2 separate regions of the Homo sapiens genome follow, and region 2 is linked to region 1. A link is an interaction called in ENCODE POLR2A ChIA-PET data of the cell type or tissue named here. Cell type or tissue: HepG2. All regions are shown on one strand. Each heading gives the region's core, and the rest is flanking DNA. Links, peaks and the distances in the headings are about the cores only.

Region 1 (6,698 bases), core at 715-5,714:
TAGCAGAAAGTCATCAAAAGATACTGATATTTCAAAATAATATTTATTTCATTAAGATTTTATGCATATTTTATAATGTATACAATATATTAGTACAGAGTACATGTATGTTACAAATATATATATCACTTAAATTTTTTAATAGATAAAACATACCATCAAAAGATATTTGAAAACCATTATTTAAACAGACAATCTGTAGAGTAGAAAAGCAGAAATATCCTTTAAGAATACTGAAGTCCAAAAGGACAAACATCGTGATTCCATTTATATGAAGTATCTAGACTAGGCAAATTTATAGAAACAGAAAGTAGATTCAGGGGCTGTGGGAGGAGACAAAGGGGAATTACTGCTTAATGATTACAGAATATCTATTTGGGTTGATGAAAATGTTCTGGAAATAGTGGTGATAGTTGCACAACACTGTGAATGCCAATGAATTTTACCCTTAAAAATAGTTAAAATGATAAATTTTATGTTATGTATATTTTACCACAATAAAAAAAATCTGATCACAAGCCCCACCCCATAAAAAAAACTAAACTCATTCTCTCAGTTCAAATTAAATGCTTACTATCTTTGACCTACAACCTTGCTTCCCTAAGTGTCTTACTTATCTGGACCAGCAGATGTCCATTATACATTAATAGGTTAAGCGTCTTGTTAGTTTTATCAGGACATGTCTTCTGGGTAAACTGAAATTGAGTTTCTGGGCTTACGAGCCAAGGTAGGGGTCCTGTGCAACTGTGCCTAAAGTAAAGAGATGGTCTCCATCTTTAAAATCTCTTTGATGCAAACAAATTGCTAATTGATGTACAGGAGTTATTTTTTACTGCTAGGGAATACCGGTATTAGTAAAGAACACTGCTCATACCCCCAAAATGTAATCTTTTTAAAAATTATTTTTTGTCTCCCTAGATTCTAAAAGTCATACATGTTCACAATGAAAAAGGACTGTTTAGGTACATTTGTCTCTTCAACTTTGCTAAAATGAATCAATTTAATCTTTCAAATGGGGTAAATTTCACCTAAGGATTTATTATCATTCTCAGAACTTGAAACTATATTTCCTCATTCATTCATTCATTAAATAAACATTCACCATGCATTTAACACATACCAGAGACTATGCAAAATAGGTAGAGAAGAGAGCATAACAGAACAATAAGTCATATGACAGAAACAAAAGGTACTACAGGAGAGCACATGAGAGCCATCAAATTCAGACTGAGCAGCAACAGATGAGGGAATAAAATCCATAGATTGACAAGGCCGGGCGCGGTGGCTCACGCCTGTAATCCCAGCACTTTGGGAGGCCAAGGTGGGTGGATCACAGGGTCAGGAGATTGAGACCATCCTGGCTAACACAGTGAAACCCCATCTCTACTAAAAATACAAAAAAATTAGCCGGGCATGGTGGCAGGCGCCTGTAGTCCCAGCTACTTGGGAAACTGAGGCAGGAGAATGGCGTGAACCCAGGAGGCGGAGCTTGCAGTGAGCCGAGATCACACCACTGCACTCTAGCCTGGGCGACAGAGCAAGACTCCGACTCAAAAACTAAAAAATAAAATAAAATAAATAAATAAAATCCATAGGTTGACAATTGATTTGCATCGTGAAGTACATAAGGAAACAACCTAGGAAAATGCAGAAGGACCTTTGTAGTAAACAAATGAATACCCCACAATTAAAGATTAAATGAAATCATGTCTTTAAGTGACCGGCATAGTACCTAGGACACAGTACACAGGTTCGAAGCATGGGCACTGAGGCCACTAGGAGAAGCAAAACAGAAGCTAAAGAATCACAAGGAAGAAAAAAAACAGCCAGGTAATCTCCTTCAGAAGAGAAACTTAAAGCATTCCACCAGGATTTCCTTACTGTGGTAATTATGGGGGTTCCCAGCTTACTTGTCTGCTTCCTGCCCTCACAGCCAACAGAGGTAGGCCTTCTCCAGAAAACTATATTAAAAAGGATATAGGTGAATGGAAAGGACAGAAGGGAAGAAGAGAGGAAGGGAGGGAGGGAGGAGAAAACATCTATATAAGGAATATTCTACCTCCTTCTAGGTGGCCATCAGGACTATTCCATTAGGCTCCATTTCCCTTTCAACATCAGTCACCACGAGATATGCCAAGACTCCCAGTTTATTCATCATCAACAAAACCCTTATTCTCAAAGTGTTCTGTACATCTATTAATCAAGCTCAGTCCCTAACCCTTTAAATCAGAGCTTCCCAAACAATGTATTGCGCCCCACAGCTATACAGGGAATGAGTTCCCCTCAGTTCTTGAGGGATCTAAGAGGAGCCTGGGACACATAAGCCTCCAGGACTGCCAATTCGGTATTCTTTTTTTTTTTTTTTTTGAGACAGAGTCTCGCTCTGTCGCCCAGGCTGGAGTGCAGTGGCACGATCTTGGCTCACTGCAAGCTCCGCCTCCCGGGTTCACGCCATCCTCCTGCCTCAGCTTCCCGAGTAGCTGGGACTACAGGCGCCCACGACCACGCCTGGCTAATTTTTTGTATTTTTAGTAGAGACAGGGTTTCACCGTGTTAGCCAGGATGGTCTCGATCTCCTGACCTCGTGCTCCGCCTGCCTCAGCCTCCCAAAGTGCTGGGATTACAGGCGTGAGCCACTGTGCCTGGCCAATTCTGTATTCTTTAAAGGTATTGGACCATTATTGTTTTATGTCATAAAATCAGCCAGGCTGATGCTACAGCAACCTGGCATTAACACTTGAGGTTATTACAGCACAGAGAGCTATGAAAATCAGACATTAAATGGTATAGTATATATACCAATATTCTAACAACAAAGGACAATTCCAGTTGTAACATACTCAGTGTGACATGGTATGGCTAGATGTCATCACAATTTGCCCATCAATTATCTAAACAACAAACTGACTAACTTCTTGATTTGAATACTACTAGTATAACACATGATAGAAAGATACATAGTTAAATTAGGGAAAGGCTTCAAGATCTTTATTTTTAACAAAACTTCTTGGCTATATAATCATTCTCTGATAATGATTACTTGTTTTTTAGGTTTATTTCATTTTCCTTTTTTTTTTTTTTTTAAGACAGAGTCTTGCTCTGTCGCCCAGGCTGGAGTTCAGTGGTGTGATCTCAGCTCACTGCAACCTCTGCCTCCCAGGTTCAAGCAATTCTCCTGCCTCAGCCTCCCGAGTACCTGGCTAATTTTTGAATTTTTAGTCGAGATGGGGTTTTACCATGTTGGCCAGGCTGGTCTTGAACTTCTGACCTCAGGTGATCCGCCTGCCTCAGCATCCCAAAGTGCTGGGATTACACGTGTGAGCCATCCCACCTAGACTTTCATTTTCTAACGGGATAAATAATCTTTTACATCTTTTTTGGATCACTTACCAACCAGAAATATAATTGCATATGAGTTTCCACAGTCCTTACATTGATAGGCTAGCCTCTATAACATAAGGTGAAATAGACTCAATGAATCATCCCATTTTAGTTTTTAAGCTAAGCTAAGAAATACCATTGTTGAACTGTACTCAATTCAACAAACATGGATATAAATGTAAACAAGAAAATGAGACTACTTTCAGTGAGAATGCACACTATAATTCATAAGGTAAGTCTAGCTCAAATACTGAAAAGTCAACCATTTGGGATGAAAGCAAAATGATTTCAAAATACAGAGTCTATTGACAATGGCTGAAGACTTTACATTACACTGTGTGAACTACGGTTTATTTACCCTCCGTGGGTTTTTTTTTTAACCCCCATACCAGAAAAGGATTTTTACACTATAAAGTTGTTTCCTTTTTAAAAAAGGAATTTTAAAAATTAATTTCTAGGTTTTCTAGGATTAAGAAGTTGTAGGACGGGCTAAAGAAAACATTGTGTCAGATAAGTGTTAGCCATCAGACTGCACTTCAAAGAGTTCATAAATCATAAACATAAATGTCAGATGTGACTATCCCTAAAAACGAGGAATGCTCCCTACCCTTCACTCTAACTTCTTCTGCCTTGTACTAAGTTTATTTTGCTGAAGGTCAACCAATACTTCTAATCTTCTTTCCATGGTAAGAGGAAAAGCAAAATTAGTCTATGAAAATTCAAGTTTTATGTATCCTGGTACCAAATGAAGTCCTGAGAAACCGGCTAATAATGAATTTTACTAAAAATTTTCTGTGAGGTTTTCTTTCTTTTTTTTTCTTTTTTTCCCCTAGCTGTGAACACTTCCAGAATTCTGGCAATCTGAAAGCATGGATTCTCATCCCAAGACAATGAAAACCCACGGTTAAGGAACAGACAACAGTTTTAGCATACTCTCAAACAATCCTTGACTAATAGAAGACTTGATAAATTAACCATTTGTTGTACCAAAACTTTGCTTATATCTGCAGAAATTCTACCCTAAACTGTACCTTGTTTACATGGTCATCAGTACATTCTCAGGTATTCCTGTTACAAACAAAGCAAATTATATATTCCTCTAACGTATACCTCCTATCCTTACTAAAATGTTCTTTTTAAAAGCAGGTAGGATACACTGCTATCAGAGATGACTAACACCTCTAGAAGCCTAGCCTTAACCTCTGTGACTCTGTTACTGTATAAGGAGTTAGTCACCCAATAGATTCATTGAATGAATGCAAATGCAGCCACTAATTTAAAGTTAAACCTCAGGAAAGTAACACCCATTCAAGGAAGTTTAAACAAATGTCTAATTGTACCATATTTTGGCATTTAGGAAATTGAAGCATTATTCATATCTTCATTTCTACCTATTTATTATTATTATCTGTCACCAGCAAATTCAAACATAATTTCCCAAGAACTCATAATTTATCTGAAGACATTTTGTATAATTTCATTTCAAACATTCTAATACCAGGAGCCTGGAAAAATACCAGGATAAAAAAAAAGTTTTATTTGTCTTGTGCTCCTTCTCACAGGCAATGAAGGAACACATTACAGTGAGAAAGTTTTCCAGGGGAAATAATCAATAGTATATCATACAATGTCAGAGCCAGAAGGAGCCATAAAGGCTATCTAAGAAAGACTTTGCATGAAGACCATGTAATTATTTCATGCTTTGATGGATTGTCCACTCATCCCACTGAAAACACTTATGAATGAGAGATTTAAAAAATAAAAAGGAAAAAACTATAAGACAAAAATGGGCATGAAAATAAGATAACTATTTCCCCTGGGCCAGAAAAGCAAAGCTGTGGGCAAGATTGAAGTTAGAAATACACAAAACTCTAGGTTAAGAAGAAGGCAATGGAGAGTTTGGCTCCTGCAAAGTAAAGGAAACTAAAAGGGCTCACAGTGGGACAGGGATCAGGAGCCAGGTTCATAGCTTGAAACCAGGCACTATAGTGAGATTCCCGTGTTCATGAAGGAAGGCTGAAAAAATGCTACCAACAGCTGCCAGGAACAAGAACTTATATAGAACTGTTGATAAATAGAAGCAAAAGAAAACAGGCAAGGATTGCTGGCAAGATGGCCAAATAGGAACAGCTCTGGTCTGCAGCTCCCAGCAAGATCCTCGCAGAAGGCAGATGATTTCTGCATGTCCAACTGAGGTACCTGGTTCATCTCATTGGGACTGGTTGGACAGTGGGTGCAGCCCATGGAAGGCGAGCCGAAGCAGGGTGGGGGGTCACCTCACCTGGGAAGCACAAAGGGTCAGGGAATGTTTCCCCCTACCCAGGGGAAGCCATGAGGGACTGAGCCTGAAGAACTCTGGAACAGATACTGTGCTTGTCGCATGGTTTTCGCAAACTGCAGACCAGGAGATTCCCTCCAGTGCCTACCCCACCAGAGCCCTGGGTTTCAAGTACAAACCTGGGTGGCCATTTGGGCAAACACCAAACTAGCTGCAGGAATTCTTTTTTTCCATACCCCAGTGGCACCGGGAATACCAGTGAGACAGAACGATTCACTTCCCCTGGAAAGGGGTGCTGAAGCCAGGGAGCCAAGTGGTATGGGTCTGCGGGTCCCACCCCCACGGAGCCCAGCAAACTAAGATCCACTGGCTTGAAATTCTCACTGCCAGCACAGCAGCAGTCTGAGATCGACCTGGGACGCTCGAGCTTGGTGTGGGGAGAGACGTCCGCCATTGCTGAGGCTTGAGTAGGGTGGTTTTATGCTCACAGTATAAACAAAGCCTCTGGGAAGTTCGAACTGGGTGGAGCCCACTGCAGCTCAGCAAGGCTGCTGTGGCCAGACTGCCAGATTTCCCTTCTCTGGACAGGGTATCTCTGAAAAAAAGGCAGCAGCCCCAGTCAGGGGCTTACAGATAAAACCCCCATCTCCCTGGGACAGAGCACTTGGGGAAAGGGGCAGCTGTGGGCACAGCTTCAGCAGACTTAAACATCCCTGCCTGGTGGCTCTGAAGAGAGTAGTGGACCTCCCAGCACTGTGTTCGAGCTCTGTGAAGGGTCAGACTGCCTCCTCAAGTGGGTCCCTGACCCCTGTTCCTCCTGACTGGGAGACACCTCCCAGTAGGGGCCAACAGACACCTCATACAGGAGAGCTCTGACTGGCATCTGGCAGGTGCCTGTCTGGGACGAAGCTTTCAGAGGAAAGATCGGCAGCAATCTTTGATGTTCTGCAGCCTCTGCTGATGATACCCAGGCAAACAGGGTCAGGAGTGGACCTCCAGCAAACTTCAGCAGACCTGCAGCAGAGGGGCCTGTCAGAAG
Region 2 (6,698 bases), core at 667-5,666, 100 kb after region 1:
CAGGAGAATCGCTTGAACCTGGGAGGTGGAGGTTGCAGTGAGCCGAGATTGAGCTATTGCACTTCAGCCTGGATGACAAGAGGGAAATTCCATCTCAAAAAAAAAAAAAAAAAAAAAAAGAATGGGGTCCAGGAATATGTTTTCACTGCTCTTTGTCAATCCTCTCTCCAGCTCACATTTCACCCACACACACTTGGAGGGTGCCTCTGGAAGGATGACAACAGCTTGCGCCTCCATTTTTCTCACTTTGGTAATTCATTATCATCCCTAAGGCTGGAAAGGGCATTAAAGTTCAGGCAGTTCAATTCCAAGTTCGATTCAGAAATTATTTCCTCCATCCATTCTTCTGCTCCAAAACCTTGACTAACTCATGCCAGATCTAGTGCTTGGTGCTGTGAGATCCAACAGGGTCTTGCCTTCAGGGAACTCACATCTGAGAAGGGAGACAGGTGTGTAAAGAACACCTACAGTGGAGTGTGTAATGTGGTAGAGGGGAGAGTGATCAGGTTTCTCAGGGAAGGAGATGCTCTCCTGGGATCTTGAAGGATGAATTTACCAAGCAGGGAAATGGGGGAAGGGCTCCAAGCAGCTGTCAATATTCATACCACCAGAACTTGCCCTGTCAGTCAGGCCACTTCTTACTCAGACTCCCAGACTTCTGCACAACCCCTTGCCTTTCTCTCAGGCTTTACTCACCCACTGTGTCTGTCAAAAAACGTTCCCAGGCACTTCATCTGTAAAGGTCCTGTACTGGGTCCTGGAGACTCCTGGCCTTGAGGAGCCCACAGCTTGGTGGGGGATGGATGCATAGAGAGCCAATGACCACATAGTGTGAACATGGGAAGGTCAGAACTGAAGAGCCAGCAACAAATGCTATCTGAGCCATCCTTGGGAGGACAGGGGAGACTTTCTGCAGGAGGTGATATATAACCTGACATCTGAGCTATGGAATCTCCTACATCCTCATAGCACTCCTTTAAGGTAGGCCTTATTATTCCCTTTTAGATATGATAAAACTGAAGCCCAGAAAAGGGCAATGCCTTACCCAAGGTCACATGATTAGTGAGCGAGGTAGGTATGCATTCACCCCTGTGTACCCAGCAGCAGAGGTGGAAGTGGCACTATTGGAAGAGCTGGGCCTCAGGGGCTAGGACCAGAGGTGGAATGTTCAGAAGCACGGAGGGAGGAGCAGAAGCTGAGAACCTGGAGCTGATGGAACCTACAGGTTGTGCCATCTCTCCCAGACATACAGTAGAGCAGAGAAGGGACAGGAATATCCAGCAGGGCATCAGCTTGCAGCTTCATATCAGCAGAGCTGGCTCAGTCCTTAGACACCATCCTATCCAGCCCAGGAGAAACAGGTTTGTCCAGGGCAATTGATGAGGATGCATAGTATCACAGTGGCTGACCCTGGGCTAGATAGAATTCAGAGGCTTTGTCCTCCAGCCCAGTGCTCCACCCATTGCCCCAGCTGCCACTACATTGTTCAATCCAATCTACGTTTACTGATGGTGTGCTCTGGATTGGACACTCTTCCAGGCACCATGGAGACCACAGGGATCCTCCCCTTCACTGCTGTCAGGAGCTTTCAGCTGCATGGAGGAAGTCAGGTTGGGCTCCAAGACCTAGACTCCAAGTAGCATGTGGGAAGTGAGACAGCAGCAGGCATGAACACAGTGCTGGGGAGTGGGGTGAGGAGGACCTTAATGGCACAAGTGCCATGAGCAATCCTTAGACTTCAGATCTCCCATCTGTCCCAAGAAGAGACTGGAGTCAACAATCTCTGAGGTCTGCTAGCCTCTACCCTCCTTTGCCTTGCAAGGATTGGGAGGCAGGGCTGGGTCCAGCTTCTGGTAGGCTAGGGGATGGGAGGCAGAGGAAGTGGCTTGAGCTGCTCGAGCCACCCCCGCCTGCCCACCCCGGGGCTGTCCCATTACCGGCAGGGAAATCACAGACTCAGCGCTCAGACATCTGGGAGGTGCTGGGTGGCCTGGGTATTTTTAGAAGGCCAGAGGCAAACATGCCTGGAATCCTGGGTGTTGCTGAGCCAAAGAAGCTGGGAGGCCAGCAGAGGGTGAACCAGAAGAGGTGGCCTCGGCCCGGGTCCTAACTTCACCAAGGTCAGCTGGACTTGCCTTTCCCCAGAGGCTAGTGTTCAGGCCTATGGTGTGCAAGCTCTGGTTCCCCCAACTTGTCACTCACTTCTGCTTCCTTCTGGGCAGTCAGCTGCAGAGCTGTTACAGGGCCTCAGGGAGAACACTTGATCTCTTGATTCATTCAGCCAGTTCTTTCTGTGCTTTCCGTGGTCCAGGTGAGCTGCTGGGCCCTAAGGATACAGAATAGAAAGGAGGCAACCCTGGAGGGGCTCAGATCTGTTGGGTTGGGGGGGGTGGTGGGAAGATGGGAACACAGACAGTGATAACACCTTGAGATCACTTTGGAAGAAGAAGAAGTATGGGCCTGAGGGAGCTCAGAGGGTCCCCATCTCCCAGGATTGCCACAAGGGCCAGCTGATTATCTATGAACAAAAATGTAAGCTGCCCAGCTAGGGGACCAGCTCTGGGTATAACTAAGTTGTGATTATCAGTCCTTTCTAGAGCCATGCCTTTTCCTTTAGCGTGATTTCTGAAAGATAACATCTCAGAAGTGGAATACAAGGTAAGATTATCTTTTCAGCTGCTGACTTATCAACTACCAGAAAAAAATGCCCAGTTTGCACTGACAGCTCTGTCCCTGTCTCCTTCTCCCCATCCTATCCCTTCCAATCCCTCCAGGCAAATCCACACTATCATATTACAGATAAAGACTCAAGGTCCAGAGGGGCAGGTCCAGCCCAGGTCGGCTCTGAGCTATCCGCGACCTGCAGATTCCCAGATGGTTGAAACCACAGGAAGGACGCTCCCAGGCCTGCCTATCAGAGGAAGAGGGCTAGGGCATGGAGTGGGCAGAGGGCAGGAGTCCAGCCCCACACTGGGCCCCATCACAATTGACACTGTAGCTTAAACCCGATCTGTCCCACTCACTCCCCAGGATTGACTGGCCTTTCAGCCCAGGATTTCTCAAACTGGGCTCTTCAGTTTCATGAGTTTCCAGCCTTATTCATGGATGTCTGCAGATATGCTACCTGAATTTTTTAAGTTTTGTACGTTCACTTTAATGATAATCTAAACACATTCATATGAAAATATTCTGGCTTGACTGGAATGCACAGCATCTTATGAAAGAGGCTGCTCTAAGCGTCAGTGTCCATATCCGGATTTATCAGCAGACTAGTTCCAAAGAATCTAAGGGAACCACATTTAACATCAATGCAGTGTCTCAAGCTGACTTAATCAAGTTTGAGACTCATTGCTCTAGCTAAAATGCTTATTTCCTTCCTGTAAGATCCTGGGTAGAGAAAGAAGGATCTCAGTTGGGATCAGAGGCCTGGGTTCTAATTTTGTCTCTGCTTCTAACTCACTGAATAGCCACAGACAATTCCCTATCTGTGTCTTGTTCTAGATCTCAGTGTATTCATTTGTAAAATGGGAAGTTTGAGTTAGACTATCCCTATGGTCCCTTTGGGCTCTCACATGCCAGGATTCCAAATTGTGATTGAGCTGCCCTCTCACAGCCACCCCTGCCCACCCCACACCCCCACACCATCCCCACTGAGGCCCAGTGCTGCCGGGGGCTCCTGGGTTGAAAAGTAGAGCCTCCAGGAGGGCGGGTGTCAGGCAGATGTAAAGGGGGTGGCCTGAGTGGGATTGAAGGTCATCAGGAAGAAAGCCACCAGGCCAAAGAGAGTACTTACACCCAGCCAGGCTGTCAGCTGAGACCTACCTCCCCAGGCCAGGAGGGCTCCTCCCAGGATAGTGGGGGATCAGGGAACCCACCCCTCACCTGTGTGGGATTCTCCTCTAAGATTCACTGTCAGCCATCCACCCTCCTACCCCATAGCGCTGCCAGGAACCTAGAGCAACCTTCTCCTATAACCCCCTCCCCCATTCCAGCTCACACTGGGGTCTCAGGGAACAGGGCCCCCAGTCAATGCCAGAACAACCCCACTGACTAGACCTTCCTCAGCTCCCATCCTTTGGGCCTGCCTAACTCCTATAGATTACCTAGAATTCAGATTAGGAGTTCCCTCTGTCAGGAAGCTCTCCCAGATCCCCCATTCCAGGCAGGCTCAGGACCTTTATCCAACCTGCCATCTGTACTATCCTCTGTCCCTGCACTGATCCATCTTAACTGTTTTCTGTTGATCTCTCCCTCCTGGCTCCCAGCTGCCTTTGTTAATTCAGACATTGTGGACATGACATCTTTCTCGCTTTGCTGGGAAATGATTTGAAGCTCTGTCCCTTGGCCAAGAAATTCTAGACCTGGAAAAGCACCTGGAGTAGTAGGAAGTTTTCTCCTGACCTCAGGGCTCAGACATGCCTGCCCTCCAAGTCGATGCTCAGCAGCACCGGGGGCAGGCTTTTCCTGCAAAGGACAGTTTGCTGAACAGATAAACTAATCTGGGCACCCTACATCCAGGCCTATCAGTTTGTCCTATCTTGTCGTTCTCTACCCTACGGAGTCTTGTGGGGACACAGGCCAGAGGAGTGATGTCACATGGGAGGACAGGGCAGGATGGGAGGGAGGAATGGGACTAAGGAAATGCTTGGGGAGTAGGTGGGGTGTCCCCATCACATCTAGGTGGAGGTGGCTATGTCTTCATCTGGGTGTGAGACCATCCTAGCTCTCAGTATCCTGGTCCCCACCCTAGCCCAGTTGAGGAGCCTTCAGAGGCCAGAGGTCATATGTCATCACCTCCCAGAGAAACCCTGCCTAGCCCCAAAGTTGTCTGTTCCCAGCATACCAGCCCAGGAGAGAGAGAGCATGGGGCAGTGAGTCACCAAAGTATATGACTTTGGGCATATCACACTCCCGTCTGTACGATGAAGAGGTGGACTCTGTAAACACTAAGGGCTCGTCTGGTCAGGACAGTCTGTAGGCAGATGAAGTGGAAGAGACTGCTCCTGTGTGCAGGTGCTGGCTGGGTGCTCCCGTGTCTCTCGTCCCATCTAACTGCTCGGCCAAGGAGGGAGAAAGCTCCATGGAAAGCTTTGCCTCTGCTTGAGGCAGAGAAAGGTGGCATGGGCATTGTGTGTATGTGATAAAAATATACGCGGAATATAAAAATTACAATTTTAACTATTTTAGATGTACAATGATGTACAATGCAGTGTCATTAAGTACATACACAATGTTGTGCTCCACTATCCATTTCCAAAGCTTTTTTTTTTGAGACGGAGTCTTGCTCAGTTGCACAGGCTGGAGTGCAATGGCATGATGGCTCACTGCAACCTCCGCCTCCCAGGTTCAAGCAATTCTTCTGCCTCAGCCTCCTGAGTAGCTGGAATTACAGGCACCCGCCATCATGCCCCTCTAATTTTTTTGTATTTTTGTAGAGATGGGTTTCACCATGTTGGTCAAGCTGGTCTTGAACTCCTGACTTCAGGTGATCTGCCCTCCTCAGCCTCCCAAAGTGGTGGGATTACAGGTGTAAGCCACTGCGCCCAGCCCATTTCCAAAGCTTTTCATCATCCCAAACAGAAACTCTGTAATTATTAAACATTAACTCCCCATTCCCCTTCCTCCTACCCCTGATAATCCTCTTATTCTGCTTTTGGTCTATGAATTTGCCTTTTCTAGGTACCTCATATAAGTGGGATCATACAATACTTGTTTTTTGTGTGTATCTGGCTTCTTTCATAATGTTTTCAGGATTCATCCATGTTGTACATGTGTCAGTACTGCATTCCTTTTTAAAAGTTGAATAATATTTCACCTTATGGGTATACATTTTGTTTAGCCATTCATCTGTTGATGGACAATTGGGTTATTTCCACTTTTTGGCTATTGAGAATAATCCTGCTGTGAACATTGGTATATAAGTATCTGCTTAAGTCTCTGCTTTCCATTTTGGGGGATATAGACCTAGAAGGGAAATTGCTGGATCAACTTGGTAGCTCAATGTTTCACTTCTAAAGGAACCAACAAACTGTTTTCCACAGTGGTTACACCATTTTACATTTCTATGAGCAGTGCACTAGGGTTCCAATTTTCCTACATCCTTGCAAACACTTGTAATTTTCCTTTTAACAAAAAGTTATATCCATCATAATGGGTGTGAAGTGGTATCTCATTGTGGTTGGCCTGGAGATTTTTTTTCAAAAAACATATTTGACCAGGTGCAGTGGTTCGTGCCTGTAATCCCAATGCTTTGGGAGTCCAAGGCAGAGGATTGCTTTAGCTCAGGAGTTCGAGACCAGCCTAAGCAGACTCCTGTCTATACAACAACAACAACAAAATAATTTAAGAAAAAATTAGCCAGGCACAGTGGTGCACATTTGTAGTTCCAGCTTCTTGGGAGGCTGAGGATCACTTGAGCCCAGAAGTTCAAAGCTGTAGTAAGCTATGATTACACCACTACACTCCAGCCTGGATGACAGAGCAAGACCCTGTCTCTAAATAAAAAACAAAGCAAAACAAAACAAAACAAAAACCGTATTTTAGCTGCAGGGTTCTTTAATCAGAGGAAAAGTTACCCAAAGACTGCATGAAGGCTTTGGTGAGGAGTTGATAGTGGTTAACTGGAGGCAAGAAGGGCAGGTAAGGTCGCATGGGGCTGATAACTATGCACGTGCGTGTGCGTGCATGCGTGTATGTGT

Evidence for each region. ChIA-PET counts read pairs that join two places held together with the same protein. Peaks named below come from ENCODE experiments on the same cell type or tissue, not always from the same donor. Only the 100,000 strongest peaks of a DNase experiment are listed, where the experiment ranks them.
Region 2: POLR2A ChIA-PET joins it to region 1 with 5 read pairs; 4 of 35 experiments call an interaction of 5 or more read pairs at or near these places.

The regions. Positions count from the first base shown.
Region 1 is chr11:73,055,531-73,062,228 of GRCh38, forward strand. All of the region lies in intron 3 of FCHSD2 (FCH and double SH3 domains 2), which reads right to left. Among named protein-coding and RNA genes, the nearest start is that of FCHSD2, 83 kb to the right of the region's middle. In HepG2, for the core only: no CTCF peak of the experiment used is centred there; a DNase peak (open chromatin) is centred at 3,641.
Region 2 is chr11:73,155,688-73,162,385 of GRCh38, forward strand. It overlaps IUR1 (imatinib upregulated ABL suppressing lncRNA 1), which reads right to left. Exons shown (of 4, transcript XR_950294.3): 4 at 93-2,326. Among named protein-coding and RNA genes, the nearest start is that of FCHSD2, 17 kb to the left of the region's middle. RefSeq lists enhancers at 1,050-1,139, 1,630-1,679, 1,690-1,829, 1,980-2,159. In HepG2, for the core only: a CTCF peak has its summit at 2,123; DNase peaks (open chromatin) are centred at 2,054 and 2,874; H3K4me3 peaks cover 1,480 bases.